2 separate regions of the Homo sapiens genome follow, and region 2 is linked to region 1. A link is a loop called in an ENCODE intact Hi-C map of the cell type or tissue named here. Cell type or tissue: breast epithelium. All regions are shown on one strand. Each heading gives the region's core, and the rest is flanking DNA. Links, peaks and the distances in the headings are about the cores only.

What was found. Hi-C counts contacts between places; a loop is a spot of excess contacts. Peaks named below come from ENCODE experiments on the same cell type or tissue, not always from the same donor. Only the 100,000 strongest peaks of a DNase experiment are listed, where the experiment ranks them.
Region 2: a loop joins it to region 1, with 32 times the contacts of the local background. A loop is called at or near these places in 1 of 110 quality-filtered maps.

The regions. Positions count from the first base shown.
Region 1 is chr5:67,179,714-67,185,501 of GRCh38, reverse strand. CD180 (CD180 molecule) reads left to right here. Exons shown (of 3, transcript NM_005582.3): 3 at 917-5,788. The coding sequence ends at 2,645. Among named protein-coding and RNA genes, the nearest start is that of CD180, 14 kb to the left of the region's middle. In breast epithelium, for the core only: no CTCF peak of the experiment used is centred there; DNase peaks (open chromatin) are centred at 2,881 and 3,459; H3K4me3 peaks cover 359 bases; H3K27ac peaks cover 2,198 bases.
Region 2 is chr5:66,620,001-66,625,823 of GRCh38, reverse strand. All of the region lies in intron 1 of MAST4 (microtubule associated serine/threonine kinase family member 4), which reads right to left. Among named protein-coding and RNA genes, the nearest start is that of MAST4, 27 kb to the right of the region's middle. RefSeq lists enhancers at 1,317-1,376, 1,477-1,526. In breast epithelium, for the core only: no CTCF peak of the experiment used is centred there; no DNase peak of the experiment used is centred there.

The DNA.
Region 1 (5,788 bases), core at 1-5,000:
TTTCTAGGAGAAAAGCACACCATCTACTTTTCCCCCCTACAAATTGGAAAATGAGTTCCATTATTTTGTTATAGTGGCATAATTGGGATTCCACATGCTGAGCCAGTGTTTGAGAACCAGTAGGAAGAAGTATTACAAGAAAATAAGGGAAGAAAATGAAAGGGCTATACTGCGTGTGTGTGTGTGTGTGTGTGTGTGTGTGTGTGTGTGTGTAAGAGGGGACAGGCTCTGCGTGTACCTGCAGTCTGCACCCTTTGCGGCAGTTCTACTTCTTCTATTTTGTCCTTCAACTTCAGCTTCTGTGGACAGGATGTCCACATCCATACTACCGCTTCATCTTTAAAAGCACCAGTGTGAGATTCCATGGTGCGTAGTATCATCCAACTTATGGTTAGATGAGGAGGCCATCTGTGTGTGTGTGTGTGTGTGTGTGTGTGTGATCCAGTATTTTTAGGTGCAATACCAGGATGGTTTTCTCAGATGAAAATACAGAGGTTGAGAAAAGTTGTAACTTGCCCGGGATGACACAGATTTTTGTGTGTGTATATATATATGTATTTTATACCATATATTATCTATTATGCATTCTATATGATATATTTTGTATTACTTAAAACAGTAAATAATAATTTGATTTTTGCCACAATCAAATGACCCATGGTTCCTTAGAATACAGGCACAAACCTCTGAGGGTTCAATCTAAGGGGTGAGATACCTGGAAAAAAAATCTAGATTGGCGTGTTCAGAAGTGAGGCTACTCATTAATTCCTTCAATAGGCCATCTGTTGATATTGAAGAAAGTTCTTATATTTGATTTTGAATGATACAAAAGATGACTTTGTTAATGTGTGTCACTGTAAAGTATTTTTTTACTTTTTTCAAATGAATTATTGTTAAATACGATTATCTTTTCAAGGTGCCAGATTAACTGGATACATGAAGACACTTTTCAAAGCCATCATCAATTAAGCACACTTGTGTTAACTGGAAATCCCCTGATATTCATGGCAGAAACATCGCTTAATGGGCCCAAGTCACTGAAGCATCTTTTCTTAATCCAAACGGGAATATCCAATCTCGAGTTTATTCCAGTGCACAATCTGGAAAACTTGGAAAGCTTGTATCTTGGAAGCAACCATATTTCCTCCATTAAGTTCCCCAAAGACTTCCCAGCACGGAATCTGAAAGTACTGGATTTTCAGAATAATGCTATACACTACATCTCTAGAGAAGACATGAGGTCTCTGGAGCAGGCCATCAACCTAAGCCTGAACTTCAATGGCAATAATGTTAAAGGTATTGAGCTTGGGGCTTTTGATTCAACGATCTTCCAAAGTTTGAACTTTGGAGGAACTCCAAATTTGTCTGTTATATTCAATGGTCTGCAGAACTCTACTACTCAGTCTCTCTGGCTGGGAACATTTGAGGACATTGATGACGAAGATATTAGTTCAGCCATGCTCAAGGGACTCTGTGAAATGTCTGTTGAGAGCCTCAACCTGCAGGAACACCGCTTCTCTGACATCTCATCCACCACATTTCAGTGCTTCACCCAACTCCAAGAATTGGATCTGACAGCAACTCACTTGAAAGGGTTACCCTCTGGGATGAAGGGTCTGAACTTGCTCAAGAAATTAGTTCTCAGTGTAAATCATTTCGATCAATTGTGTCAAATCAGTGCTGCCAATTTCCCCTCCCTTACACACCTCTACATCAGAGGCAACGTGAAGAAACTTCACCTTGGTGTTGGCTGCTTGGAGAAACTAGGAAACCTTCAGACACTTGATTTAAGCCATAATGACATAGAGGCTTCTGACTGCTGCAGTCTGCAACTCAAAAACCTGTCCCACTTGCAAACCTTAAACCTGAGCCACAATGAGCCTCTTGGTCTCCAGAGTCAGGCATTCAAAGAATGTCCTCAGCTAGAACTCCTCGATTTGGCATTTACCCGCTTACACATTAATGCTCCACAAAGTCCCTTCCAAAACCTCCATTTCCTTCAGGTTCTGAATCTCACTTACTGCTTCCTTGATACCAGCAATCAGCATCTTCTAGCAGGCCTACCAGTTCTCCGGCATCTCAACTTAAAAGGGAATCACTTTCAAGATGGGACTATCACGAAGACCAACCTACTTCAGACCGTGGGCAGCTTGGAGGTTCTGATTTTGTCCTCTTGTGGTCTCCTCTCTATAGACCAGCAAGCATTCCACAGCTTGGGAAAAATGAGCCATGTAGACTTAAGCCACAACAGCCTGACATGCGACAGCATTGATTCTCTTAGCCATCTTAAGGGAATCTACCTCAATCTGGCTGCCAACAGCATTAACATCATCTCACCCCGTCTCCTCCCTATCTTGTCCCAGCAGAGCACCATTAATTTAAGTCATAACCCCCTGGACTGCACTTGCTCGAATATTCATTTCTTAACATGGTACAAAGAAAACCTGCACAAACTTGAAGGCTCGGAGGAGACCACGTGTGCAAACCCGCCATCTCTAAGGGGAGTTAAGCTATCTGATGTCAAGCTTTCCTGTGGGATTACAGCCATAGGCATTTTCTTTCTCATAGTATTTCTATTATTGTTGGCTATTCTGCTATTTTTTGCAGTTAAATACCTTCTCAGGTGGAAATACCAACACATTTAGTGCTGAAGGTTTCCAGAGAAAGCAAATAAGTGTGCTTAGCAAAATTGCTCTAAGTGAAAGAACTGTCATCTGCTGGTGACCAGACCAGACTTTTCAGATTGCTTCCTGGAACTGGGCAGGGACTCACTGTGCTTTTCTGAGCTTCTTACTCCTGTGAGTCCCAGAGCTAAAGAACCTTCTAGGCAAGTACACCGAATGACTCAGTCCAGAGGGTCAGATGCTGCTGTGAGAGGCACAGAGCCCTTTCCGCATGTGGAAGAGTGGGAGGAAGCAGAGGGAGGGACTGGGCAGGGACTGCCGGCCCCGGAGTCTCCCACAGGGAGGCCATTCCCCTTCTACTCACCGACATCCCTCCCAGCACCACACACCCCGCCCCTGAAAGGAGATCATCAGCCCCCACAATTTGTCAGAGCTGAAGCCAGCCCACTACCCACCCCCACTACAGCATTGTGCTTGGGTCTGGGTTCTCAGTAATGTAGCCATTTGAGAAACTTACTTGGGGACAAAGTCTCAATCCTTATTTTAAATGAAAAAAGAAAAGAAAAGCATAATAAATTTAAAAGAAAAGGCTGAGAAATGAAACTTGGTATCAAATCGACTCCATTAATCTTCTTAATCCTTAGGTCTGTAAGGTCTCTGTAATGCCCCTAGGGTGTGAATGGCTATAAAAAATAGAACCCACCCCCAAGGTTTAGAATTTCTTCCACATTTGCCTCACTCAGTTCAGAAACCAGGCAGGCTCTCTCTGCCTATCTGGTGTTCTGGCTCTTATGTTACAGATCCTAACTTGCAGGTGGGCTGTGACCCAAAATGCTCTTCTCATTTGGGCATCCGGTTCTTAGAAGTCTCTTTTCCAGAAGAACTGTGAAATAAATCGTGGTTTGGTTCTCAGGCTTGCCCTTAAAAGCCTATTTGCTTCGGAGAGCATTTGAATTAGCACATTTACGTGAAAATGAGGAAGAAGGCATCCCTGCATGCTAGCTGTTGGGAACACAGTAAAGCTGGCTTAGTGAGAAGTGGTTTCTGTTGAGGCTGGGGATGTCACCAAAGGTCACACCAGCCATGGACAGGGGCCTGAACCACTGAATGCAGATAGACAAAGAGCAATGTCATGACTTAGGCTTAAAGGGCCATACTCACACAGGCCTGTATCTTCTGAAGTCTTGATTGCCAGACAAGCTTGGCGGGAGCTCCTGGACTCAAGTGGTGCATTGTTCTGTTCAATAACCAATTTTAGGGTAGAGATAGAGATGGTAACTTATAGTTATGAAATTCTGATAAGCTAACAAAATAAAAATGGATCCAACCAATCAGAATATATTAGTCCTTAAGTTGAAGGCATACTAGTGGGACATCATAACAGAGTGAAAACTTGGGGGTCATCCTTTTTGTCTCTTCGCCCCCAGGAAAAGCAGGGCAGGCAGGGAACAGCAGTGGGTGAACCTCTTCTCTGCTCAGGGATTTCAGGCCTTCACACTTGCTCTTTCCTTTGCCTCTAAGATGCTGCCATTGGCCTCCAAATGGCTCCTTCCTTCATCTTGAGATTTCAGTGCTAATATTTTCTCCTTTGAGGGATTTCTTCTCTGACCTAGCTAATCCAAAGCAACCTCTATGCCTCACCTGGTTTTATTATCTTTATAATGCTTATCAGTGTTTGGAATTAACTTCTTCATTTGTTTTAATTAGTTTCTCTTGTCTTGTCTCTCCCAAATACAAGTGCCATGAGAGGGTCTTTGCCTAAAGATACCCTAGAACATGCCTGGGACATAGTAAGGACTCTCTCTCTCTCTCTCCATATGTGTGTGTGTGTGTATGTGTGTGTATGTGTGTGTGTATATATATATATAATTTTTTTTTTGAGACTGATTCTTGCTCTGTCGCCCAGGCTGGAGTGCTATAGTGCAATCTTGGCTCACTGTAACCTCCGCCTCCCAGGTTCCAGCGATTCTCCTGCCTCAGCCTCCTGAGTAGCTGGGATTACAGGCGCCCACCACCACGCCTGGCTAATTTTTGTATTTTTAGTAGAGACAGGGTTTCACCATGTTGGCCAGGCTGGTCTTGAACTCCTGACCTCAAGTGATCTGCCCGCCTCGGCCTCCCAAAGTGCTGGGATTACAGATGAGAGCCATCGTGCCCGGCCAAGATTCAATATATTTTTAATATGTGCTGATCCCTGAGCCTTTATTAGCTCCTAGTTCTGCCACCATGCCTATGCTGCTGACTCTTAGCTCCTGACCTCTCCACGGTTTCCTGGGCCTCCCACATGTTTTTCACTGGCATCTCCTAGGGAAGTTTTTACAAAATGGATTCCCAGGCCTCACCCCCAGATACTGAGATTCTGTTGGACTGAGGTTGGCTCAGGGTTCCCAGCCAAATGATTCCATGTAAAATGTGGAAGGTCCAAACTCTAAGAATCCAGTCTTAGACAGCACCAACCCATTGAGTCCCTGCATATTCTGTCACAGGTAAGCTCTTTCTTGCCTTAGGGATTTAAGCTGCAGATGGAAAATACTAATTGCTGATTTACCAACCCATAGACATACTGCCCTCCATAATATTTAATATGTAACTTGGAAAAACGAAACAATTCTGTAGAAAACCTCTGATGTGAATTACATCACACTAACAATGAAAGGGGCCCAGGCCTTAGCAAAGCATAATTGCCCATCCTGCTTTCACTTCTCAGGCCCGCTCCCTTCCATGCGATGCAGCTTGCTGCTCCGTAACTGATCTAAGGCTTTGTGACAGCTCCTCTGTTTTAAGCAACAGTAAATTCACCCCACAAAGTCAGAAAGGGAGCTTGTTGATGGCTGCTGTCAATTTTATTGCTTTAACCTGTTTACTAGGATAGACTCTGTAACATGGTGTGTTTATTGGTTTTATGTATTGCATGTTGTTGCTGCTCTGACAAGCTACTCCTATAAAAATGTGTTATTATTGCACGATGTAGCTCAGTGAGCTGACCCTGCATTTCAAAGGGTACTGGAGCAAATAGCACTGAAGTCCATAAAAGCTGACTGGCCTCCATCACAGAGGACTCTCTGCATGAGCTGCAACTCCTACAACCCAGGAGAGAATTACACCTTTCCCTGTGCCAGCAGCCACTGCTTAGTACAGCACAGCCCTTGAACACAGGCAATATC
Region 2 (5,823 bases), core at 429-5,428, 560 kb after region 1:
TTTATGATCCTGATTTCAGTTCCTTTGACTATCTAACCAGAAGTAGAATTGCTGGGCCCTATGGTGCTTCCTTTTTTAATCTTCTGAGGAATTTCCATACTGTTTTCCATAATGGCTATACTAATTTACATTCCCAGCTGTGTACTAGGATTCCCATTTCTCCATATCCTCGCCAACATTTATCTGTTCTTTTTATGGTTTTGACTCTTTTTCCTGATGATGAAAGATGTTGAGCACCTTTAAATATACCTGTTAGCCATTTAAATTTTCTCTTTTGACAAGTACCTATTTAGGTACTTTGCCCGTTTAATTGGATTATTTGTATTTTTGGTATTGAGTTGTATTCACTCTTCATATATTTTGGATGTTAATCCCTTATTAGATACACAGTTTGCTAATATTTTTACTCAACAAGGGTTATATCCCTGTCATGGGGGTAACAGGCCAGCATTTACAGTGCTGCCATGAGGAATATTGTATTTATAAATGGTGCTTTTGTTGGAAAACATCCTTCTGCAGGCTTAAAGACCACAGAAGGAAACCGAATGCAACAGAGGTAGGTTTTCTCCCATTCTGTAGGTTGTCTTTTCATTTATCTCAACCTGAATCCCATATGCAATATAATCTTGCTGGAGAAGACACACACACGCACACATGAAGGAAAGGAACAATAAGGCCAAGTGTCACAGTGAGCTGAGGGAGACCACCAGAGTTAGGAGAATATAAATAGTTAATGTTTTTTGTATGCTAGGTCATGCTCTAGAGCTTTGCATGTACAAAAAAATAACACTTCATTTTGATTATTTCCTTTGCTACGACGAAGCTTTTTAGTTTTATGTAATACCATTTTTGCTTTTGTTGCTATATCCAAAAAATTATTGCCAAGACCAAGGTCAAGGTTTTCCCTGTTTTCTTCTAGGAGTTTTACAATTGCAAGTCTTATGTTAAAGTCTTTCATCCATTTTGAGTTGATTTCTGTGACCAGTATGAGACAGGCGTCCAATTTTATTCTTTTGCTGAAAAGTCTATCCTTTCCCCGTTACACACTTGGCACTCTTACAGAAATTGTTGACCATAAATATGTAGGTTTATTTCTGGGCTCTCTATTCTTTTCCACTGGCCAGTATATCTGCTTTTATAGCAGTACCATGCTGTTGTGATTACTATAGCGTTGTAATATAATTTGAAGTCAGGAAGTTGGATGCCTCCAGCTTTGTTCTTCTTGCTCAAGATTGTTTTGGCTATTCAGGGTCTTTTGTGGTCCCATATACATTTTAGGGTTAGTTTTTTTATTTCTGTAAAAGATACCATTGAGAGTTTGATAGGAATTACTTTGAATCTGTTGTTTGGCATAGTATAAACATTTAAACAGGCCGGGCGCTGTGGCTCACACCTATAATCCCAGCACTTTGGGAGGCCGAGGCGGGCAGATCACGAGGTCAGGAGATTGAGACCATCCTGACTAATACGGTGAAACCCCATCTCTACTAAAAATACAAAAAAATTAGCCAGGCGTGGCAGCATGCACCTGTAGTCCCAGCTGCTGGGGAGGCTGAGGCAAGAGAATGGCATGAAACCGGGAGGCAGAGCTTGCAGTGAGCCGAGATCATGCCACTTGCACTCCAGCCTGGGTGACAAAGCAAGACTCCATCTCAAAAAAAAAAAAAAAAAAAAAAACATTTTAACAATATTAATTCTTCCAATCTGTGAACATGAGATCTTTCCATTTGTTTTAAATTTCCTTCATCAATATTTTATAATTAAATGTACAAGTCTCTCACCTCCTTAATTCCTAAGTATTTTATCTTTTCTTGCTAATGTAAATGAGATTCTCTTAATTTTCCTTTTAGAGAGTTTATTGTTGATGTACAGATATGCCACTGTTTTTGTATGTTGATTTTTGTATCTTACTTTACTGAATTCACTGATCAGTTCTAACAGTTTTTGTGAAGTCTTTAGGATTTTCCATGTATATATGATCATGACACCTGCAAACAGATAATTTTGCCTCTTCCCTTCCAATTTGAATGCCTTTTCTTTTTCCTGTCTGTTTTCTCTGCCTAGGACTTCCAGTACAATGTCGAAGAGAAGTGATGACATATGGCATCCTTGCCTTGCTCCAAATCTTAGAGGAAAAACTAAGTTTTAGCCCATTGATTATAGCGTTAGTTGTGGGTCCTTCATATATGGCTTTTACTAAGTTCCTCTTATGCCTATTTGGTTCAGAGTTTTTAATCATAAAATAATGTTAATTTTTGTCAAATATTTTTTCTGCATCTGATGAAATGATGTTTTTATCTTCTATGCTGTGAATGTGGCATATCATATTGTATGTACATTGAACCATCCTTGCATCCCAGGGATAAATCCCACTTGGTCATGATGTATGATCCTTAAAATGTGCTACTGAATGATATTTGCTAGTACTTTATTGAGGATTTTTGCATCTATGTTTATCAGGGATTATAGCCTGTAGTTTTCTTTTCTTGTGGTGTCTTTGTCTGGCTTTGGAATCAGGGTGACACTGGCCTCATAAAATGAGTCTGGGAATGTTTCCTCTTCTACTTTTTGAAAAGCATTTAAGAGGGCTTGGTATTAGTTTTTTGAACCATGGTTCTTATAAGGCCATAATCCTTGTAGCTACAGATGTCAGCCCACACATCTCTCTGTGTTTGAGGGCTTCCCTGGTGACCCACTGGATATCAGGGTTTCTTTTGATAACTTTATGGATCAAAAGGGATTCACCCAAAGGATCTGGGTCATCTTCACCTGTCCCATAGGAATTCAGGACTCTCAGGGACCCATAGTAGCACAAAGTCCATAACTTAGCAACAGACTGAAGGCTATGAGCAAACCCCACCACGGACAGCACAAGCTGCAGCCTTAGGAACAGGGCACCTATGGCCATTAGGGCACACACAAACCCAGAAGATGGCATAACCTTGGTTAGCTTGACATCTCTGTCTGGTGCTTTATTGGGTCTGGGATTCTGTGCCGCAAGGTTGTTATTAGGCTGGTTGTCTGACATCTTCCCCACTCCATAAATGGCACTCTACCCTTTGAGTTCACCTGGCCAAAAACTTGGAAGTCCTCTTTGATTTTTCCAGTTATCATCTTCCATTTTCACTCTGTGAGCAAACCCTGTCAAGTTTATGTTCAATACACATCCTGAGCCTGTTTGCTTCTTACCACCTCTATTGTCAACCTGCTCCAAGCACCATCACCTCTAACCTGATTACTGCAGTAACCCTTAACTGATTCTCTGTTTTCACTCCAAGCCTCTTTAATCTATTATCCATACAGAAGCCAGTGAGCCTGTTAAAAATTAGATCTTGTCACCCTTCTACTTAAAACCTTCCAGTGACTATGCAACTGATTTCCAAGTTAGAAAAAAAAAAAAAAAGCCTTACAAGGACATACAAGGTCACATGACATGGCCTTACACTTCATTCCTAGCCTTTGATCTCATCTCCTACAACTCTCTCCCACACTTGTTCTGCTCCACTCTGGCCTTCTTACCATTCTTCGAATTCTCCAGATATGTTCCATCTCAGGGCCTTTGCACTTGCTGTTTCCCCTTCTCTCCAGATAGACACATGGCCAAACACATCATCTTGTTCAAATCTTTACACAAGTCACTTTCACGGAAACATCTTCCTCGACCATGCTGTCAAAATCTATAAATATCCCTCACCCCACACCCCAGCACTCCATATTCCATTTTTTTTTTCTCCTTAGGGTACACTACCATGTAACACAGAGGTCTGCAAACTAAGGAGGACTGTGGGTCAAATCTGGCCCGCTGCATGATTCTGTAAATAGCAGTGTTGTTGGAACACAGCTATATCCTTTCATGGACGTATTGGCTATGGCTGCTCTCACACTACAGTGGCAGAGTTGAGTAGTTGCGACAAAAACCATCTGGCCCACAAAGCCTGAAGTATTTACTATTTGGCCCTCTATAGAAGACGACTGTCAACTCCTGCTCTAACCCATTGCCTGACATATTATCTGCCTCCCCTCCATGCAATATAAACCCCATGAGACCAGGGACTTTTGCTTGCTTTGTTCATTACTGTATTCCCAGTGCCAGTAACAGTACCCGATGCACAGTAGGTGCTCAATTAGTATTTGTTGGGTAGACGGAGGAATGAATAAATTGGTATGGTTGACTTGAAAGGTCTAGAATACACTAGTGACTTTTTTTAACCATTTTTATTGTGAAATATGCAAAAAATACCTAAAACATAAGAGCAAAGTGTAATAAATAAATATAGAATACTCTTGTAACCACCACTCAAGTAAATAAGAAGATATGGCTAATGCCTTTCAAGTCAAAATAGTGTGCTTCTCTAAAAACCAAATTAACTAAGATGCAAAGTAGAATAAAAGCCCTGTTTTCTCTGCATGCTCTGGTTCTTAGACATGCTATCCAAACATTTTCTCACTGCTACTCATACAATAGCACACTGCGAGACAAAAGAATGAGAAAAATTCCAGAACCTCACTACAAAGCCACCCTGTTAAGGCACATGCCATTTAAGTTGCCTTACAGTAGTGCCTTGGACATTTTGAATATAATCATCTTCTGTTATTTGAGGTCCCCAGAATCAAATTCTACTCTCAAATGAACATGACACTACTGAGGCTCCCACCTATTTATGTAAATCTCCGACTTCATTTTTCTTAAGTATTTCTGATCCCTCAGAACAAAAAATTAACACAGTCATCCTCAACTCCTCTTCATTTATATCTCTCTTCACTTTAACAAGACACTGCTGCTGGTGCTCAGAGAATTCAGGGAAAAAAAAAACAATCTATTTAGAAACAATTCTGACTTAACTGCTGTGTCATTTCCTATACTTGTCTCCCTTTCTCTGAATTAGGGGGGACAGTTGCATTAAAACCGTATCTCTTTTACTTAGAATGCACCTGCTTGGGCTGATTAAGCCACAACTGAAGTCACAATCCTCCACTTTTGAGCTCCCTACCATTCTAACAAAATGAGTTATCACTTCTGGTGAGACATTTAAAAAAAAAAAATCAGGACCTGTAAAAACAGAATTGTCCCCATATGAGGTGGAGAAAAGAGAGATAGACACAGAGGCAGGACGAAAAAAAGATGTAAAAACAAGGACTAGCAAATATTTTCTCATAAAATCTACAAAAATGTTAAGTCTCAACTTACAGATAATTACCATTCCCATAAATGAGACTACTGCTCACAGAGCTAAATTTTTCTCTATTACAGCATTTCTACAGAAATGTCACATATTGTTTTGTTTTACTAAAGGCCATGCTTTGTTGTTTTTTTTAAAGGCTATCAGTTAGGGTTCAATGCCATTATTAACGGCAAGTATTAGAGATAATGTGCCCATACTAATTTCACACAATGATACTTTTTATTATTACAAATAAAGAAGTACTACATAACTTTGTTGAAAAATTTAAAACTGTATTGAGCTTTTACAATATTTTAATTTGTAGGCATAACTTCATATGGTTTTAATGTGGAGGGGAAGTAGTATTGTAGACTTCTATATATTTTCCCCACTCACAAATATTTACATGCAATACAATATAATTGCTTTGTTGTGAAAGTGCTAGAGAAAACACAAGCATCCACCTTCTACTATACCAGGGTTTCATCTTCAGCATCATGGGATATGATGTGTCCTATAGAATATTTTGCTAACAGCGAACTATAATAACCAGGTAACAATTATTTTTAAGTACTATCCCTTTCCTTACTCCATCAAAAAAAAAAAAAAAAAAAGCAACCTAAGTCTTTCATTCCATTTAAGACCTATATTTAAAATACTA